Regions from separate parts of the Homo sapiens genome. Here region 2 is linked to region 1. Evidence: read pairs that join two places in POLR2A ChIA-PET (ENCODE). Cell type or tissue: PC-3. All regions are shown on one strand.

Region 1 (5,000 bases):
AGTCTTCGGTAGACCCCTCTAGGTGAATCACAGTGCAGACCCTTAGGATTTTGAAGCACGGCCCCACCATCCTCTGTGGATAACTACTCTCCTTTTTTTTTTTTTTTTTGACCAAGTCTCACTCTGTCGCCCAGGCTGGAATGCAATGGCGTGATCTTGGCTCAATGCAACCTCCACCTCCTGGTTTAAGCGATTCTCCTGCCTCAGCCTCCTGAGTAGCTGCAGTTACAGGCATGCGCCACTATGCCCAGCCAATTTGTGTATTTTTAGTAGAGATGGGGTTTTGCCATGTTGGCCAGGCTGGATTGTAGGCGTGAGCCACCACACCCAGTTAGCAGAAGAGGATTTTAATAATCAAGTGGGGCCAGGTGCAGTGGCTCACGCCTGTAATCCCAGCACTTTTGGAGGCCGAGGTGGGCGGATCACGAGGTCAGGAGATCGAGACCATCCAAGTTTCATGGGGCCAGGAGTCAAAGGGTAGAAATTAGGAGATTAGGAGTGACTCCAATCACCTTTTTTTTTTTTTTTTAAGGCAGTCTCTCGCTCTGTCACTAGGCTGGAGTGCAGTGGAGCAATCTCGACTCACTGAAACCTCCGGCTCTTTTGTTCAAGCGATTCTCCTGCCTCAGCCTCCCGAGTAGTTGTGATTACAGGCACGTGCCACCATGCCCAGCTAATTTTTGTATTTTTAGTAGAGATGGGGTTTCACCATGTTGGCCAGGATGGTCTTGATCTCCTGACCTTGTGATCTGCCTGCCTCAGCCTCCCAAAGTGCTGGGATTACAGGCGTGAGCCACCGCGCCTGGCCCCCAATCACTTTTATCCCTACTGATGCACTAGCAGCATTTCTGCTTCCCGTCCCCATGACCTTAGGCTCTGCTAGTTTAGAGGTTGGTTCCAAAGGGAGAAATGCTTCCACTAGGCAACACAATGATTACACTGAACTGGAGGTTGAGGCTGCCACTCAGTCGCGTTGCGCTCCCCATACCCAAAATTAACAGGCAAAGAAGGAGGTCACTGTACTGGCTGGGATGACTGGTCTTGATTACTAAGGGAAAATTGTATTGCTGCTACACAACAGAGGTAAGGGAGAGTATATCTGGAATACATGAGCTCCCTTAGGGCATCTGTTAATATAGACAGTCTTTGTCTTACGATGATTTGACTTATGATTTTTTGACTTTATGATGGGCAAAAGTGATACACATTCAGTAGAAACTATCCTTTGAATTTTCAATTTTGATCTCTTCCTGGGCTAGCAATATGGAGTACAATGCTTTCTCATGATGCTGGGCAGTGGCAGCGACCGCGGCTCCAAGTCAGCCACACGATCACGAGGGTAGACAGCTGATACTGTAATCTACAGTGTGCTGTATTTAATAAATTACGTGAGATAGTCAACATATCTAGTCAACAAAATAGGCTTCGTGTTAGATGATTTTGCCCAACCGTAGGCTAACGGAAGTGTTCTGAGCACATTTCAGGGCAAAGCTATGATGTTCAGTAGGTTAGATGCATTAAGTGCATTTTCAATTTAGGATATTTGCAACTTAAGATGGATTTATCAGGGCCAGGTGCAGTGGCTCACACCTGTAATCTCAGCACTCAGGCCAAGGCAGGCAGATCGCTTGAGCCCAGGAATTCGAGACCAGCCTGGGCCACATGGTGAAACCTTGTCTCTACTAAAAATACAAAAAAATTAGGCAGGTGTGATAGTGCGTGGAGGCTGAGGTGGGAGGATCACCGGAGCTTGGGAAGTTGAGGCTGCAGTGACCAAGATTGCACACTGCCCTCCAACCTGGGTGACAGAGTGAGACCCCATCTCAAAAAAAAAAAAAAAAAAAAAAAAGAAGATGGATTTATCAGGACATAACCTCATTGCAAGTGGAGAGCATCAGTACCACGTCCTGTGACTAAAGTAAACAAAAGCGACAACAGCCCAGTTCAGGCAGGACTATTAACGGTCCAGGAATTTCAGGAATGAAGGTTTGGGTCACCCCACCAGGCAAAGAACCATGACCAGATGAGGTGCTTGCTAAGGGAAAAGGAATATGGAAAGGGCAGTGGAGGAAGAGGAATTATAAAGACCAGCTCTGACCACATGACCAGTTGCAGAAATGAGGACAGTAATAACTATGAGTATTTCTTCCTTATTTTGTTATGAATGTTTGTATATAGATTAGCCAAATATTTTTGTTTTCTTCCCTCTTATTCCCTTATCATCTAACATGAGATATATTAATAATTTAGGCTGGGTGTGGTGGCTCACGCCTGTAATCCCAGCTTTTTGGGAGGGCAAGGCAGGCAATTGCTTGAGGCCAAGGAGTTTGAGACCAGTCTGGGCAACATGGCAAAACCCTGTCTCTACAAAAAATACAAAAAATTAGCTGGGGGTGGTGGCGTGTACCTGTAGTCCCAGCTACTGGGGAGGCTGAGGCAGGAGGATCACCTGAGCCCAGGAAGTGGAGGCTACAGTGAGCCGAGATTGCACCACTGCACTCCAGCCTGGGTGATAGAGTGAGACCCTGTCTCAAAATAAATAAATAAATAAAATAATAGTAAACTTTATATTATGGTATTTAGGTTACAGGATATCAAAAGAGAAGAATGAGCATTATCCAAGGATTTTGCATCTTCTCCTGGGGAAGGGTTGGTGTGTTTTTGGTTGCATCCAGGATAGCTGTATCATGTTAGGTTTAAGTATGACTTTGTTATTGTGTGTATTTGGAAATGAAGTGTGGTTTAAGGATATCAATGAGGAAAATTAAAATTCTTCCATGATTTTTAAAACTTTTTTCTTTAGCCTGAGTCTAGTTGTCTTTCCTACTAGATTGATTGATTGATTGATTGATTGATGGAGACAGACTCTCACTGTCACCCAGGCTGGAGTGCAGTGGTGCAATCACAGTTCACTACATCCTTGACCTCCTGGGCTCAAGTGATCCTCTCATCTCAGCCTCCAGAGTAGCTGGGACTACAGGCACGTGCCACCACACTCTGCTAATTTTTGTATTTTTTTGTAGAGACAGGGTCTTGCTATGAAGCTCAGGCTGGCCTCAAACTCGTGGGCTCAAGCAATCTTCAGGCTCCCAAAGTGCTGGAATTACAGGTATGAGCCATTGCACCCAGCTTCCCTATTTTCTTTTAAAGAGATGGAGTCACAGCCTCCCTTTTTTTTTTGACAGGGTTTCACTCTGTCACCCAGGCTGGAGTGCAGTGGCGTGATCTCAGCTCACTGCAACTTCTGCATCCTGGGTCAAGCAAACCTCCCACCTCAGCCTCCTGAGTGGTTGGGACTACAGGCATGTGCCACCACACCAGGCTAATTTTTGTATTTTTAGTAAAGACAGGTGTCTTGCTGTGTTGCCCAGGCTGGTCTCGAACTCCTGAGCTCAAGTGGTCCTCCTGCCTCGGCCTCCCAAAGTGCTGGGATTACAGGTGTGTGCCACTGCACAAGTGCCCCCTTTATCCTATACCAATTCCCACACAGACACAGAAGTATTTCTTGCTGTCTAATCCATTCTAAGTGTTCAGTTTCTCTATTCCCACACCAATACCATATATGTAATTCACTATCGCTTTATAACATATTTTGATCAGGCCAGCTACTTCATTGTTCTATTTTTTCTGAATTGTCTTTGCTTGGCTATTCCTTTTTTTTTTTTTTTTTTTTTTTTTTGAGATGGAGTCTTGCTCTATCGCCCAGGCTGGAATGCAGTGGCGCGATCTCAGCTCACTCCCGGGTTCACACCATTCTCCTGCTCAGTCTCCCAAGTAGCTGGGACTACAGGCACCCACCACCACGCCTGGCTAATTTTTTGTATTTTTAGTAGAGATGGGGTTTCATCGTGTTAGCCAGGATGGTCTTGATCTCCTGACCTCGATCTGCCTGCCTCGGCCTCCCAAAGTGGTGGGATTATAGGCGTGAGCCACCGTGCCTGGTCTGCTTGGCCACTCTTGTGCATTTGATCTTCTATGTGAATCAGTTTTTCAAGTTCCATGAAAAATTACCTTGAGATTTTGGTTGAGAGTATACTGCAACAGCAAATTAATTTTGGGGAGAATTATTATTATTTGAGAGAGAGTCTCAAATAATAATAAATCTAATAAATAATAATCTGCAAATAATTGCATTGTCCCCCAGGCTGAGTGCAATGGCACGATTTCAGCTCACTGCAGCCTCTGCCTCCTGGGTTCAAGCTATTCTCCTGCCTCAGCCTCCCGAGTAGCTGTGATTACACGTGCCCACTGCCATGCCCAGCTAATTTTTTTTTTTGTGTGTGTATTTTTAGTAGAGGCGGGGTTTCATGATGTTGGCCAGGCTGGTGTTGAACTCCTGACCTCAGGTGATCTGCCTGCCTCGGCCTCCCAAAGTGCTGGGATTATAGGCATGAGCCACCATACCCGGCAGGTATTGTTTATTATATTGAACCTTTCCATCCATGGAAAGTGCAGGGTGTTTACCTGCATTTACTCAGGTCTTCTTTTTTTTTTTTTGAGACGGAGTCTCACTCTGTTGCCCAGACTGGAGTGCAGTGGCGCGATTTTGGCTCACTGCAAGCTCTGCCTCCCAGGTTCATGCCATTCTCCTGCCTCAGCCTCCTGAGTAGCTGGGACAACAGGCGCCCGCCACCACGTCCGGCTAATTTTTTGTATTTTTAGTAGAGATGAGGGTTCATCGTGTTAGCCAGGATGGTCTCGATCTACTGACCTCGTGATCTGCCTGCCTCGGCCTCCCAAAGTGCTGGGATTACAGGCATGAGCCACCGCGCCCGGCCTATTCAGGTCTTCTTTTATGTTCTTCAGGAAAATTGCATAGTTTCCTTTATAAAGGACTTGCCCATTTCTCACTGGGTTTCTTTTTGTATTAGATTCTCAAAGTGTGGACTCTTCTCTGGTCCCTCCCTTCTGCAGCAACTTCACCCTTACGGATAGCCTCTGCTGCTCCCTTTTCCTTATACAATTTATTATTTTCCATTTGTTCCTAACTTGCATCCTGC
Region 2 (5,000 bases), 180 kb before region 1:
AAGAGAAAATATTTGTAAACTGTACACCTGTTAAAAAGTTAATATCCTGGGCTGGGCACCATGGCCTGTTTGTAATCCCAGCACTTTGGGAGGCCAAGGTGGGGAAATCACTTGAGGCCAGGAGTTCGAGACCAACCTGACCATCATGGCAAAACCCTGTCTCTACTAAAAATACAAAAATGAGCCAGGAATGGCAATCCCAGATACTCAGGTGGCTGAGGCACGATAATCATTTAAACCCAGGAGGCGGAGGTTGCAGTGAGCTGAGATCGCACCACTGCACTCCAGCCTGCGTGACAGAGGGAGACACTGTCTCAAAAAAAAAAAAAAAAAAAGTTAATATCCTGAATATATAGAACTCCTAAAACTCAATCACAAAAAAGCAAACAATCAGATTCAGAAATGGGCAAAGGACACGAATAGACATTTCTATTAAAAAGACATACACAAATGGCCAACAAGCCCATGAAAATATGCTAATCCTAAGGAAATACAAATCAATACTATATTGGTATATATCACCTCCTCACACCAAGATGGCTAGTATATATATGTGTACATACACACATACAATTTTTTTTTTTTTTTTTGAGACAGAGTCTCGCTCTGTCGCCCAGGCTGGAGTGCAGTGGCAAGATCTCAGCTCCCTGCAACCTCCACCTCCCGGGTTCAAGTGATTCTCCTGCCTCAGCTTCCCAAGTAGCTGAGACTACAGGTGCGTGCCACCATGCTCAGCACAGTGGCTCGTGCCTGTAATCCCAGCACTTTGGTAGGCCAAGGCATGCAGATCACAAGGTCAGGAGTTCGAGACCATCCTGGCTAACCCAGTGAAAGCCTGTGTCTACTAAAAATACAAAAAATTAGCCGGGCATGGTGGCACGGGCCTGTAGTCCCAGATACTTGGGAGGCTGAGGCAGGAGAATCGCTTGAACTCAGGAGGCAGAGGTTGCAGTGAGCCGAGATCGCCCCACTGCACTTCAACTTGGGCAACACAGCAAGACTCCATCTCAAAAAAAAGGAAAAGTGTTGTAAAAGATGTGGAGAAAGTGGAACTCTTGCACACTGTTGGTAGGAATGTAAAATAGGTACAGCCATTGTGGAAAACAGTATGGCATTTTCACAAAAAATAGGAATAACCATACAGTTCTGCAATTCCACTTCCAAGTATCCACTCTAAATAAATGAAAACGAGGTCTTAAGGGAGTTCTTTGTACATCCACATTCATATCACTATTATTCATAACTGGTAAAACATGAAAGCCAACCAAGTATGCATCAGCAAATGAATAGATAAGCACAATATGGTACCATAGATAAAGTGAAACATTAGCCTTAAAAAGAAAGGGAATTCTGACATATCCTACAAAATGGATGGAACTTGAGGACAATATGCTAAGTGAAATAAGCCAGGCACAAACAACTACTGTATGATAACAGTTATATGATGTAGTTAAAGAATAGCCAAAGCCACAGACAGACAGGAGAATGGCTGTTGCCAGGGTGCAAAGGGAGGGGTCAAAGGGAAGTTATTGTTTAATGGGTATAGACTTTCAGTTTTACAAGATGAAAGAAAAGAGTTATAAAGATGGATCGTGTGATCACTGCATATTATCAATGTATACTTAAAATGTACACTTAAAAATGGGGTTAAGATTTTAAACTTTGTGCTATTTGCATTTTAACACAATTTTTTAAATTGGGAAAAAAAAGAGAAAGGTTCAGAGATAATAAAGTAAGTTGCCCAAGGTCACACATGATGGCTAATTCAAAATGTAAACCTCAAAATGCAGACACCAGTGAAATTATAAAACAAATATCTACTTATACAAAACTCAGGATAATTGTTACCACTAGGGAGAAAGAGGCAGCTGAGATAAAGGAGGAATACAGAGTGGCTTCAAAGATATTGATAATCGACTTAAGGTGAGTGGTGGTTGGTTGTGTTATGATTATCCTTTCAAACCAAACACGTTACAATATACTTTTATAAGCTTAAACATGTCATAATAAATTGTAAAACACAGGTGTTTCAACAAACAGTAAGCAGCAGAATTAGACAAGGTGAAGCAGAGCTACTCATGATACATAACTTCACAAGCTATATACAGTGTATGGCCTGTCGAGCTGTTGGTGACCAACCTAGTACTGAAGTAAGCACAGTTCAGGATATGACTGAAAGTCAATTAGTGATTACTAAAAAGATTATCAAGCAGCTAAGTTGTAGCTATATTATACCTAAATAGAGTTTAGACCAGCTGTATTAATAAATCATTAATTTTTTGTTTGAGATACAGTCTTGCTGTTGCCCAAGCGGGAGTTCATGATCACAGCTCATCGTAACCTCTCACTCCTGGATGCCGCAAGTGAATCTCCAGCCTCAGCTTCCCAAAGTGCTGGAATTACTGGCTTGAGCCAATGCGCCTGGCCCAAACAAAGTCTCGCTCTGGGGTACAGTGGCGTGATCCCGGCTCACTGCAACCTCCACCCCCTAGGTCCAAGCGATTCTCATGCCTCAGCCTCCCGAGTAGCTGAAACCACAGGTGCACACAACCACACCCAGCTAATGTTTTATATTTTTTAGTAGAGACAAGGTTTCACCACTTTGGCTAGGCTGGTCTTGAACTCCTGGCCTCACGTGATCCGCCTGCCTCAGCCTCCCAAAGTGCTGGAATTACAGGCATGAGCCACCATGCCTGGCCCCAATCATAAAGTTTTAATTAGACTCCACGAACACAGGTAATGGAATTTCCAAAGCAGAGCCATCCATCCTGGGAGCAAGAACAGAGGAAAAGACCTGCTGAGTTAGATTCAGGGACGAGAACTGGGAAGAAAGAGAAATTGAGTCGGGGGGGGGAAGGGAACTAGTGGGCCAGGTGCAGTGGCTCACGCCTGTAATCCTAACACTTTGGGAGGCCAAGGCAGAAGGATCACTTGAAGCCAGGAGTTTGAGACAAGCCTGCACAACATAGCAAGACCTCATCACTACAAAATAAACCATTAGTTTGATTTTTTTAAAACAAAGAGAACTAGTGGTTTTATAAAAATAAAGTTATAGTAGTTAGTGATAGGATCAAGGGTAAATAAGAGAAAGTGAAGGCAGAAAGGGGCTGCCATCTTGAGAAAAGAAATGGATTAAAGAATTAAAAGGTTGTAGGCTGTGAAATAGGTATAACAGGACTGGCATGGGATAGGAAAAAGGAACAAAGACTATGGTCAGAAAAATGTTATTTATTTATTATTTTATTTTTTATTCTTGAGACAGGGTCTCACTTTGTTGCCAGGCTGGAGCACAGTGGCACAATCATGCTGCAGTGAGCCATGAACTCCTGGGCTCAGGGGATCCTCCTACCTCAGCCTCCCAAGTAGCTGAGACTACAGGTGTAAAACACCATGCCCAACTAATTTTTAAAAATTTTTTGTGGAGACAGGGTCTTGCTTTGCTGGACCAGATGTTTGAGGCCCAGGATGGCCTCAAACTCCTCGCTTCAAGTGATCATCCTGCCTCAACCTCCCAAAGTGCTGGAATTACAGGTATGAGCCACTGGGCTGGTTGGAGAAATTTTAGACTTCAAGAATTCAAAGGCAGAGCAGTTCTCAGCTGATATGGTTTGGCTCTGTGTCTCCACCCAAATCTCATCTTGTAAGCTCCCATAATTCCCATGTGTTATGGGGGGAACCCAGTGAGAGATGACTGAATTATGGAGGCAGGTCTTTTCCTGTGCTGTTCTCTTGATAGTGAATGGGTGTCACGTGATCTGATGGTTTTAGAAATGGGAGTTGCCCTACACAAGCTCCCTTTTTGCCTGCTGCCATCCATGTAAGATGTGACTTGCTCTCCCTTGCCTTCTGCCATGATTGTGAGGCCTCCCCAGCCATGTGGAGCCCAAGTCCAACAAACCTCTTTCTTTTGTAAATTGCCCAGTGTCAAGTATATCTTTACCAGCACCCTGAAAATGGACTAATACATCAGTAGAGACCAGGTCCAGGCCAGTGCTCGTAACAAAAATATAAAAAATACAATACAAACCACACAAGTAAGTAATTTAAAATTTTCTAGGTCACCAGATTAGAAAAACTTAAAACTGGTGAAATTAATTTTGTGTTTTACACTTACAAAACATCTCAATTTGCAGAAACTATGTTTCAAGTGCTCAAAAGCCACAGTGGCTCTAATAGCGACCACATTGGACAGTGCAGATCTAGACTGTGTCCATATAGATTGCTGAATATGTGTCTATATACAGTTGCTATTGGGAGGCAAAGAATGGGAAGAAAAAAGGATCAGCCGGGTGTGGTGGCTCATGCCTGTAATCCCAGCAATTTGGGAGGCTGAAGTGGGTGGATCACTTGAGGTCAGGAGTTCAAGATCAGCCTGGCCAACATGGTGAAACTCCACCCCTACTAAAAATACAAAAATTAGCCAGGCAGCGTGGCACATGCCTGTAATCCCAGCTATTTGGGTGGCTGAGGCAGGAGAATCACTTGAACCCAGGAGGTGTGGGCCGCAGTGAGCCAAGATCACACCACTGCACTCCAGCCTGTGCAGCAGAGTGAGACTGTCTCAAAAAAAAAACACAACAACAACAACAACAACAAACAGGGTAGATCCAGGAGCCCACAGGCAATGGTTGGACAGCACAACAATGAATGTCACAAGTCATCTTTGTGGATGGCAGAAAGCAAAACAGAAAAGTAAATTATGAGCCAGACACTAAAATTCTCAAACAATGAGAAAATGGGTCCAGAAAAATGAGGAATGATGGCAAAAAAAAAAAAAAAAAAGAGGGAGAGAGAGCTGTTTATGCATTTTCGGCACAAGGGTTGCAGGCAAACAACCTACAGAAAGCGGTGAAGGGCCAGGAGGTTGCTGAGTTGCCTTCCAAGATATAAAGAATATAAGAACACTAACAATGTTGAAGTGGAAGGATTTCTAAGGAAAGTAGTGTTACATAAATTTCCACAGAGTAAGGAGATGGAGGAAGAGTTCAAAGAAAGTGTGT

The links. ChIA-PET counts read pairs that join two places held together with the same protein. Peaks named below come from ENCODE experiments on the same cell type or tissue, not always from the same donor. Only the 100,000 strongest peaks of a DNase experiment are listed, where the experiment ranks them.
Region 2: POLR2A ChIA-PET joins it to region 1 with 30 read pairs; 3 of 35 experiments call an interaction of 5 or more read pairs at or near these places.

The regions. Positions count from the first base shown.
Region 1 is chr1:21,210,326-21,215,325 of GRCh38, forward strand. No RefSeq gene overlaps it. Among named protein-coding and RNA genes, the nearest start is that of EIF4G3, 36 kb to the left of the region's middle. In PC-3, no CTCF peak of the experiment used is centred here; a DNase peak (open chromatin) is centred at 1,986.
Region 2 is chr1:21,026,621-21,031,620 of GRCh38, forward strand. All of the region lies in intron 4 of EIF4G3 (eukaryotic translation initiation factor 4 gamma 3), which reads right to left. Among named protein-coding and RNA genes, the nearest start is that of MIR1256, 41 kb to the left of the region's middle. In PC-3, no CTCF peak of the experiment used is centred here; no DNase peak of the experiment used is centred here.